2 separate regions of the Homo sapiens genome follow, and region 2 is linked to region 1. A link is a contact called in ENCODE Hi-C or POLR2A ChIA-PET data. All regions are on one chromosome and are shown on one strand. Each heading gives the region's core, a stretch centred on a gene start or an enhancer-like site at or near the end of the contact. The rest is flanking DNA. Distances are from core to core; before and after follow the strand shown. Region 1 holds the start of SLCO4A1-AS1 (SLCO4A1 antisense RNA 1). Region 2 holds the start of SLC17A9 (solute carrier family 17 member 9).

What was found. Hi-C counts contacts between places; a loop is a spot of excess contacts on that map. ChIA-PET counts read pairs that join two places held with the same protein, here RNA polymerase II (POLR2A). Pooled maps may share reads with other maps.
Region 2: a loop to region 1 is called in a pooled map, with 3 times the contacts of the local background. The contact joins the promoter of SLC17A9 here to the promoter of SLCO4A1-AS1 in region 1. A Hi-C loop is called at or near these places in 1 of 37 single-sample maps with no recorded cell type and 6 of 50 pooled maps. POLR2A ChIA-PET finds 5 or more read pairs at or near these places in 3 of 52 experiments (BJ, CD4-positive, alpha-beta T cell and HepG2).

Annotation. Positions count from the first base shown.
Region 1 is chr20:62,664,226-62,669,439 of GRCh38, reverse strand. It overlaps SLCO4A1-AS1 (SLCO4A1 antisense RNA 1), which reads left to right and starts at 2,819. Exons shown (of 4, transcript NR_024470.1): 1 at 2,819-3,055; 2 at 3,430-3,580; 3 at 3,943-4,516. It overlaps SLCO4A1 (solute carrier organic anion transporter family member 4A1), which reads right to left. Exons shown (of 12, transcript NM_016354.4): 6 at 4,352-4,506; 7 at 2,865-3,060; 8 at 1,530-1,695; 9 at 1,256-1,428; 10 at 899-963; 11 at 362-510.
Region 2 is chr20:62,949,032-62,954,071 of GRCh38, reverse strand. SLC17A9 (solute carrier family 17 member 9) reads right to left here and starts at 1,363. Exons shown (of 13, transcript NM_022082.4): 1 at 1,183-1,363. The coding sequence starts at 1,241. RefSeq lists silencers at 1,143-1,242, 1,253-1,572 and an enhancer at 1,124-1,953.

The sequences.
Region 1 (5,214 bases), core at 1,570-4,069:
AACAGGAGCAGCCACTTCTTATTTCTGCAAAGCTTTTAGTTAACGGGCATCCCGGGTACGTGCAAGACCACACTGTGGAGGGGCAGTCCCAGGAGGTGGGAGAGGGAGCAGGGCCTGGGCCTGGGCTTTGCTGGAGCTGCTGGGGGCCTGGACAGTGAACCCCAGGAGGAGGCCCTGCAGCCCACCTGCCTCTCCCCACAACCAACTCATGAGGAATGTGGGAAGGGCCTTCTACAAACTGGCTGCAGGAACATCTGTGATGTACTAGGCTGTGGTCCAAGCTGCTGGAAGATCGCGGCATGTTCGGAGCCCCCAGCCACCCTCAGAGCAGACCCTCTGTCCCCTCCCTGGGCCTGCTTACCTTGTACAGGAGCCCCATGATGAGTATGTAGCGGCTCATGGCCGAATTCTGGTACACCAAGCAGGAGCCCTGCTGGCCACACTGGTCCTGCCACAGCAGACAGGCCTTGTCGATCACCCAGCCGAAGGCGATGGGCCCCGGGATGCCCCCTGCGGAGAGAAGCCCACTCAGCACCCACACTCCTGGTGGGTAGGGGCTAGGCAGGGGGCAGGCAGCCAAGAGGCCTGGAATGATGGGCTCTGGGAAGGTGATACTGGCCGTTGGAGTTCTCAGGGGGTGCAAAGAGGGCTTAAACGTTCCTTTCTTTGGGCATTCGGCATTGGGGCTGCGAGTTTCCCATGATCTCCCAGGGAAAGCCTTTGGGCAAATAAATGACGATGGGCCCCTCTAGTGGACAGTTAGGGAATGGACCCCTTCCCAGGCGGGAACAGCCTCCTGCTGGGAAGCACATCCCCTTGGTGGTTAGACACTTGCCCATGCCCTTGTGCAGTGAGCACACTGTGCAACTGACCATGGCTTCCTCACACTGCACAGTACCTAGTATTCTAACTACAATCCACTGGATTCCCAGGGCAAAGGATCTCTGAGGGTCACGGACACATCTGCAATAGAAAACCACAGCGTCAGCACCCACAGAAGTGGGGTTGCATGCCAAGTCACCCCCTAGGCCAGTGGCCTCCTGGACCAGTCCCCAGCCACATCATCACCCCCCCCCAAGTGGGAAGCCCCTCGTCAGAGATCAGAGACAGTGAGGTCTCTCCTGCCACCAGTGACAGACAGGCCCGCTTAGACCTGGGTGTTTCCTGGAGTGCTCCTGTCTCAGGATCTGCAGAGCTCCGCCTCAGGGTGCTGCAAGGAAAGCTCTGGACAAGCGCACACCCGACCCCAGCTTACCGTAGAGTTGCCGTTAGTGCAGGAATGCTGCTGAGGAATGTAAAGAAAATTACAACGAATATGAAAACCAGAAGGAGGGGCTTTCTCTGACAAGTTGAAGTGCATTTCCCTGCAGTGGCATGGCCAAAACCAGAGGAAAGATTCTGAGGGATACAGCTACAGTCTCGGTACACCTGGGAAGCCCAACAATAGCTCCGATTACAAGGGGAAGGCACGGGGGCCCCTTCCCAGGGTCCAGGGGAGGACAGGGGCGGTAGGCAGCGGCTCCACTCACCTTCTGGCCGTCCACATTCGTCTCCGTGGCTGCAGGGCACCCTGCGTGGCACAGTGAGAAGTACATGAGGCCGTCCGAGCCGCACACAGGGCTGTAGTGTTCTGGCTGGCAGCTGCAGGCAGCGTTGCAGGGAGCCGTTAGGTTCAGGTGGCCTTCGGGCAGGAGGCTGCAGAGGGGGGACAAGCGAGTGGTAGGGTCCAGGCCAGAGCCATGCTGGCGCCCAGCAGGCACAGGGTCAGCCATGGGGCTCGTCCCCATGCAGCCTGCATTTCGGGTCTACAAACTTGCCAAGCTTGCACCGCCCCCAGCACGCTGGGCACTCACACTGGGCACTGCCTTCTGGTGATAGAATGGTTTTTCCTCCTCACGCAAGGAAGGCACACCCATGCCCCCCAGCACCGTCCGCCTGATGCACAGCCCCTTTCCCTAGTTCATTTGTTTTTGGACAGGCAACACATTCATATGGATCAAATACAAACATTAGGAAAGAAAAAGCGCCAAGTACACAAAGGCAGCCTCGTGGCCCCAGCCCCACCCCAGTCCTCGGTTCTCCAGCCACAGGCCGGCTGTGCATTTGCAGGGGTCGTCTGCACGTACACGCCCCTCGGCAGTCACAAACATCTGCACTTCTCACTTGAATCAGAGCACACTGCGCCCATTGTCCAACTCCTTCCTTTTTCCCACTTCACAGTATGTCTTGGCAGTGGCCCAGGATGAGCTTCCTCCACTCCTTTGTGGGCAGGGCCTCTGTTGTGAGGACAGCGTAGTGACCCCGTCCACCCTGATGACTCTTAGGTTCCGATAATGCCACAACGGCTGCTTTGTGCTTCTCGGCCTTGCACGGCACCTGCAGGTGCACTCCCGGGGCCCGCAGGGCAGGGCCGAGGTGCAGGCTACCTACGTGTATTTTGGATATTCCCTAATTGCCACCTGACCAGCAGGTGTCCCTCCCACTCCCAGCACATGGCAACTCCAGGAGCACATCCTGGGACACTTTTTATGTCACCGAGAGACCAGCCTCAAGGACCCCGAACACTAGGGCTGTTGTTCCATTTGACACAGCTACAGAGCAGAGTGCTGAGGCCCAGAGAGGCATATGACTGCCCGGGGGCACAGCCGGGACCCAAGCGCAGGCACTGCTGGGGGCTGGCATGGTGCCTTTTCACGTGGATGCTGCCGGGTGCCCTGCTGAGCGGGTGTTGCCCTTGCCGCTGTCCTGTGACGTAGCCCTTTTCAAAACCACCTCTCCCAAGTGCTGCACCACTCCTCCTCCATGCCCAGGGACCGCGGGTGCTTGGGGCCCCGACGCGTACCCAGGTGCCATCTGGCCCTCACCTCCCGCCGTAGCTGGCTGTGACGCCCGCCATGGGCACACTGGGGCAGTGCAGTGAGAAGACGAGGATGCCCAGCAGGCTGACAACGGTGCAGAACAGGCAGAACTTGATGACCGCGGAGCCCCGGAGCCTGAGCTTGTTCACAAAGAAGCCGCCCAGGAAGGTGCCGCCACCACCCGCTGGCACCACCAGGTACCCTGGGGAGAGGGAGGGATTCAGCCAGGGACTCAGGCAGGGGGCCGTGGTGGGAGAGGGTGGTGGATCAGCCGGGTCCACTTTACAGGTGGGGAAACTGAGGCATAGAGGGATCAATTCCTGCCTGCATGGCAGCACTCAACACCACACCTGAGTGCTTAGCTGTTGCGCTGATAGAGCCCTAGGAGGGACCTCTGTCCAGAGCCCACAGCGGGGATGCCTCAGAGGGGAAGGGGAAGGGGAAGGGGAAGGGGAAGGGGGAGCGGGGGGGCGGGGCGGGGCGGGGGGAGGAGGAGAGCCCAGAGTGCTCCAAGGTCAGCGGCCCCTGCCCCAGTGGGAAGCCAATGACTCCTCCACTGACCCCCCTCCAGGGCAGCCACACCCCCTCCTCCCCCAGGGGCCTCTGCCGAGTCCCTGCAGGCTGTGACAAGGACATTTGTCGAAGCCTGAGTGGCCACCAACAGTAAAAAATTGCGATTAGCTGGCATCTAGCTTCTGGGCTGACAAGTGAGGAGGGCACAGGTGAGGGGACAGGTGGAGAGGGGACAGGTTTGGGGGGACAGGTGGGGAGGGGACAGATTTGGGGGGACAGGTGGGGAGGCTCTCCAAGGGGCAGTAGAGCTGACCTCTGGGGGGCTGTTGAGTGTGGGAATGTGGGCTTGTGAGGTCAGCCCAGAGGGGCCAGGCCAGGATGGGCCTGTGGGGGAGGGAGGGGAGCCCTCATCTGATGCCCTCTTCCTGTCCAGATAGTGGACCCTGGAAGGGTAGAGCGCGGTAGATTGGCGGTGGTGGCCCACATGCCTGGCACCTCTGCCATGGCCCAGGGTACTCTGTGAACGCTGGCAGGAGGAGCAGCTCTGAGGAGGGGTCCCCACTTTCTGCAGACCTGCCCAGCCTGGGAAGGCCAGCCTGCCTCTGGCACCGAGAAACCCCCAGCTGCACTGTTCCAGGAGGTCCTGAGGCACCAGTGCCTGGCTCATGGAACAGCCAGGTCCAAACCCTTCCTGCACCAAGTCACAGAAGCCAAGACTAGGTGGCTAGGGGGTGGAGCCCACCGTGGACCCTTCCACCTACGGAGCATGTCCCACAAAGAGGGCAGGACCACCACTCTCCCGGCCTGTGGACAGAGTCGCTCAGCCCCCGTGGCGCTCTCCACACCTGCTCTGGCAGCGGGGGTGGGAGGGCACTCACTGCCATGTGCCCTGTCTGGGTCTTTCTAGAAGATGCCCTTGAAGACTCTGTTTCTGAGAACTGACATAAAAGCAGAGGACCCCCAAGATTCAGTTTTCTCACCAAACAAGGTGGCAGCTTCTGAGGCACTCAGGCTGAACTGGGACTCCAAGAACTTGGGGCTGAACGTGGACATGCCGGTGATGAGAGTGGCCTCGGTGGCCCCGGCCAGGCAGAGCAGGATGAACGTGGGGTTCTTCAGCAGGAGCCAGATGGAGCTGGGCAGAGGTGGGGGTGTGGAGAAGAGACTGAGGGTCAGAGTGGTGGGCAGAGGTCGGGGTGTGGAGAAGAGACTGAGGGTCAGAGTGGTGGGCAGAGGTCGGGGTGTGGAGAAGAGACTGAGGGTCAGAGTGGGCCAGACCCAGGGTGGGAGGAACCTGCTGTTCCTGAGGCTGTCAGCTCCCCGGTCTGATTACAAAGGGCCCCTGTTCCGACAGGGAGTAGAGTGGGGTGCAGGCAGGTGGGGGACACCCACACTTATTCCAGAGAAACCCAGGGGGCGCCAGGCTGAGCCTATGCCTGTGGCCCACTTGTCCTGAAAGCTGCAGTCCCTGATTAGGGAAAAACCTTATCAGTGCCTTGGCCAGAGCTTCAGCTCAGGTGGGGAGAGACCCCAAGTGACCCAGGACCCTGTTCCGTCACTGGCCAGCAGCAGGGCCTGAAAAAGGGAACTGGCTGGGGCAGGCAGAGGCCACCAAGTCCAGGACCGGACAGGCCCTGGGATAGGGGAATGGAATCACGGGAATGGGGACTGTGGCCAGTCCCCAACCGCCAGCCCCTGGGAGAAGTGGGGCAGGAAGCCACTGGGATTCGAACCCTCCATGCAAGAAGCCCCTGGGTAGACGGACCTGGCTAGCTTGGTTTGCACTTGGGGGCCAGTGGCCCTGGGGGTGGTGAGGCCTCAACTGGGGCGAGTCCTTGGTGCA
Region 2 (5,040 bases), core at 114-2,613, 290 kb before region 1:
AGGGCTCCTTTTTAAACATCGAGCCTGGGAGGGACGTAGTGAAGGCGGAGCCACTCAAACCAGCCGCCAGTGAGGAGGCCCTGAATCCCTGGGGAGCTGGCCCTGCCCGGCAGGCCTGGATGAACGTGGGTGGGGGAAGAGGAAGAGAGCAAGGGGCAGGGCCCGCTGAGGGCAGCCCTCCCCTCTAATTGGCGCCTGACAGGGCTGTGATCTGGGCTGCCAGCTTTTCCCATGCAGCCAGCGCTCCCTTCATCTGGGTGCCAACATCCGATGGTGGCACTGCCCCTTTGGGCCTTCCTACAACTCTTCCCAGCACTTCTAGGGTCCTCAGCCCTCATACAGCTGGGAACTGGTGGGGCCAGAAGGTGCCATTACCTTGCCATGGTCAGGGTAGGTACCCTGGGGACTCAGTGCAGGCAGGAGACTGCTCTGGAACCCACAGGGCCTGAGTCTAGGCCCAGGGTCCAGCCACTTAAGGCCTCAGCCCAAGACCCAGAGCCAAGGGGTTCAGCAGTGTGGGGGCTGCTCTCAGGAGCTCCCTGGCAGAGGCCCTCCCCAGCTGACCAATGGCCCGCGGTCACCATCTCGCCCGGTTTCTGAGGCGTCACCTGCCCAGGGAGCCTCCTACAGGCAGCAGTGCTGGTGGCCAGGCGACCTGCCCAGGCCCTGCTTCTCCCCACCACCAAATGCTCCGAGAGCTGAAGCCAGCGGGGAGCTCGTCCTCAGCACACAGCTGGCACGTGGTGGCAGGACCCCCCCCAACCCCGTCCAGCTGCAGGCTCCAGCCCGTGCCCCCTACCTGGCCTCCTGACTGTCCTGGCGCCTGCTTGTCAGGGTCATGCATACACAGGGTGGTTCCACCTGGCGAGGGGTATGCCTCCTGACTGTCCAGGACAATGCCCCTGGCCTGGGGAACATAGCCCTGCCTGGAAGAGCCCCAGGAACACTGGCTGGGATAGGGCACTTGCCAGGTCCGGTCCTGGAATCTCATGGCAGGGAGGAAGGACAGGGCACTCACTTCCTTCCACCTCCCACAAGGAACACAGGGGGCCCCACAGCCAGAGGAGCCCGCCCAGCTCAGCCCTCCCCACCTAGCATCGTCCCACGTGGCAGTATCTCAGCTCCCTCCCCACGGCCCCATCTCCACCGCTCCCACCCCCCCTCCCCTCACCCCCGCCACACCTGGACCACTGGGTGTCCCCGGCCATGTCCCTGCGGGCCTCGTCTGGGGGTGGCTGCATCGGGCTTGGGGTGCTCAGACGGCGTGGGCACAGCTGTGTCCCGGGGCTGCCTCCCAGCCCAGGCTGACCCACCCGGGCAGCACCGCCCAAGTCCACGTGTCAGTCCCAGCGCGCTTCCGTCTGGTTCTCTCAGGACTTGTCGCCCCCAGACGGCCACCAGGGCGGGCAGGCGGGGCAGGGCGGGGCATACCACTCGGGTGCCCGCCCCACCCTGCTGACGTCGGTCCCTGCTGCCCCATAGGAGCGGGGCCAACGGTCGCCCTGGCTGGGTCGCCCTGACTGTCCGACGCGCCCTGGCTCAGCCCCAGCAGAGGTTAGTGTGGGGGCAGAGGGGGATTCCCAGCAGCAGGCCGGTCAGACTGGGGCTTCAGAGAAGGGCCCTGGTGGTAAGCCTGGTCCAAGAGGTGCCAGCCCATCCCTTGGACACGACACGGAGCCATGGGGCCGTCTGTCCTCTGTCTATAAAATGGGGAATGATGGCAGTCCCTGCCTTACCGATCAAATAAAATCAGGGATAAAGTCTTAACCAAGTGCAAAGAGAGTAAAAGTACAGGGTCACTGATTTTTAAAATGGATCTTTCGGGGCAGGGATGGGTCCACTCCTGAGCCCTTGGACCAAGCCTGGGAGAGCTGGACAAATCCAGCGCTGGCCCATGTCTTCTCAGCAGATGCCTGTGAAGGTTGTCATTGGCCCCTGGGTTCCTGGACAAAAGGTGTCCTGAGGACCCATCACAGGCCAGGTTCTGGGCTCGGGGGCAGGGGTGACGGGGTGGGGCCCCCACTCTGTGTGCTCCTGCTGCCATGCCAAGGATGAAGCCAGCAGGGGAAGGCCTCAACCATGCAGCCTTTCCCCAGGAGGCGGCAGGGCCTGCTCCTCAGGCGTTGCCCCCACCTCCACTAGGGCCCACCTCAGTCCATCCTCCACGCAGCAGCCACCACCCAGGGGCCGAGGGAGACACGTCTAAGGCAGGGCCTTGCACTTAGAACAGACCCACATTTACCCCCTCCCTCCCCCTAGCCCTCAGGTCTCCAACAGCCCAACCCACTGCACTGCAGGGCCTGCTCCCAGGGCCCTCTGAACAGAAAGACACGGGCACCCTGAAAAGCAAGGTCATACTTTCATCCATCCTGACGTAGGGTAGGTGAAAAGATGGTGGCAGAGAGAGGTTTATTGCCCCAAACAGCCCTAGCCCATAGCCAGGAAGTTTGGAAACTGTTGCTAAACGTATCGCTGTCAACAGCACCCTCTTTGAGGTGATTCGCTTCCATTCACTCTGTGATGGTGATTTCCTACCGAGATCTGTGATCATGCTGCAGCAGACATTTGCCATCTGGTTACCCAAAGTCCCCTTCCTCCTGGAGCTGATGTTCTGGGGCAGGTAGACAAAAATCAAAGTAGTGAAAGGGGTAGGGAAGGGGTGTTACTTCAAATAGGTTGGGCTGAGGAGGCACCCCTGGACACCTGAGTGAAGGCTGGATGAGCTGAAGAAACGGGCCATGCAGGGATGGCTGGGTGGGTGAAGGGGCCATCTCACAGGGACATTATAAAGCTGGGTGCTGGTAGTGGCCAGATGGAGGCTCTCCACGCTTCTGGTGGATTCTGAGAGCTGCCCCGCACCCAAGCATCTTTGAGGCCTAAGGTGAAAAATTATGTAGGGACAATAGACAGTCAACACCTGGGTTTTCAAGGACACAGGGTGACCTTGCGGACAGGGCAGTCACAGCCAGCACCCACTGGCCTCTGCTTCTGGAAGGCTGCGTGCCTCCCTCTTGTTGGGCCTGGCCCACCTAACTTCTTGTTTATTTCAAGTGCTGCTATAGGGAGACGATGCTAGAGATTTTCCTAAAGCAAATCCACACCTCACTACGTATGGCGCCCGTTGCTCAGCCTCTGCATCCACACCCCCCACAGACGCCCCAGGAGACCCCGCACAGCTTCTTGTAAACCAAGACAAGCCAGCCCTGGGCCTGGGGCTCCTCCCTGCACCCCACTTAGCCCTGCAACCTTCCAGCCCAACTACAATTCTCAAGATGAGGAGTCCATGAAAAGGAGACTGACAGATGACACTTTCCTCTGCCATGACTGACAGGCAGCAGCAAGAGGGAAGACCGCGGTACTGGACATCACGTGCGGGAACTGCCTCAAAGGTGGGGGCACCTTTCGGGCTGAGCTAACCCAGTCAACAGCAGACTGGAAAAAGACAAAGAACTGTGTGAGATGGTGCTCAAAACCAGAAAGATGAACTCTGCAATGACGACAAATGGATTCGGTGTGATGTGGGCGTGATACAGAGAAACATTCTTGAAGGTTCTGGAGCAGTTCATTTTTCTCAGAGCTGGTAAACTCATTGTTCGAATCTTACAAGCACTAGTGTTCAACATTTCTAAAACTGGGAGGGCCCAGTGAGGACTGGATGGGCACACAAATCTATAAACGAGCACAGACGAACCCTGGGCTGCTGTGACCGCCAGCACCTCTTCCCGTTCTTCCATGACCCTCCATGGCAGAGAATTCTTGGTGACGGGTCAGCCTGCTTCACTTTCAAAGCCAGCTGGGAAAATTACCAAAGCTGTCAGTCACACACCGTGATCCACAAGAGGGAGAAAACCTTGTTTGTGTGAGGAACGCCTACAGATGTGTCTCCAGGAAGCAGAAGTCACAGCCAGGCGGAGACCTTGCCTGACACGGGCAGCTCAAGGCAACAGCAGCTCCACCGCTTCTCCCTGGTTCCCAAGCTCATCAATTCCACCTCAAATACACAGAGACCCAAGGACAGGAGGCGCTGCTGCACCCAGCACTCTTCATCTCCGAAGTGAGCCTGCGGGGTGACCAACTGCCTTGCATGGACGGACAGCTGGCGGAAGAGCCTGCAACGTGACCTGCATTTACAAACATGAGGAAACCCACTCACCTTCAGTTGTTACTCCTTTCATGAATTCTTTTGGTTATAGCTGTGCCTATGGCTTTACGGGCTTCACCTGATAAATGGTCTTCTGTACTATGGACAATTTGGACCCGTAAACCTGGCCTTGAACTAGGTGACACTGAAATGTTACAGACAAATCAGAACGTCACATTCCCTTTAAATATTCCCCGCACACATGCACCAGGCTGACTGGTGGATACTGGGGTGTGAAATGAGAGAAACAGCCCCCACTGTGCAGATGTGGGGACATGATTATTATCAATTAACCACAGGCTGCACCTCAGCTCCTGCACACCAGGTGCCTTGTGCCGGTGGCTCTGTAGCATGGGCCTGTTTATCTTCAAAGCCATTTTGTGGCTTCTGGAAAAGGCAAACAAGCTCAGGACATTGTATCTCCAAAGAGCACATCTCTTAAAAGATTCTTGCCATAGCTAGTTACACCAAAGGCCCATTCAAACCCCATGTTCTACTTTAACAGAAGTGAAAAACCACAAGCAAAGATGGCATTCCAAAATAAGGCAGAATATCTAAGACAGGAAGGCCATGTGTGCAAGGATGGTGTGAGCCTCCAGACTGTAGTGTGGGAGCTCACACTGAAGCATTCCTGGTGATGCCCACCTCCACTAAGAACTACCGTGCTGCCTTCTGACCCGTGAGGCTAATGGACTGGCACAGGTGTGTGAACATCAAGAACACTGTGACATGCCACTGCCACATAGGGAGGAGCAGCAGGTGAGGAGAGGCCTTCCCTGTTCTCTGATACCCAACAAACATGCAAGCTCTCAACGCCTCGCTCCATGATGCCCGCTGCTCAGCTTCTCTGCATGGGCAGTTTCTGAATTTCACCTCAGGCCCTTGAAGGGGTCAGTCTG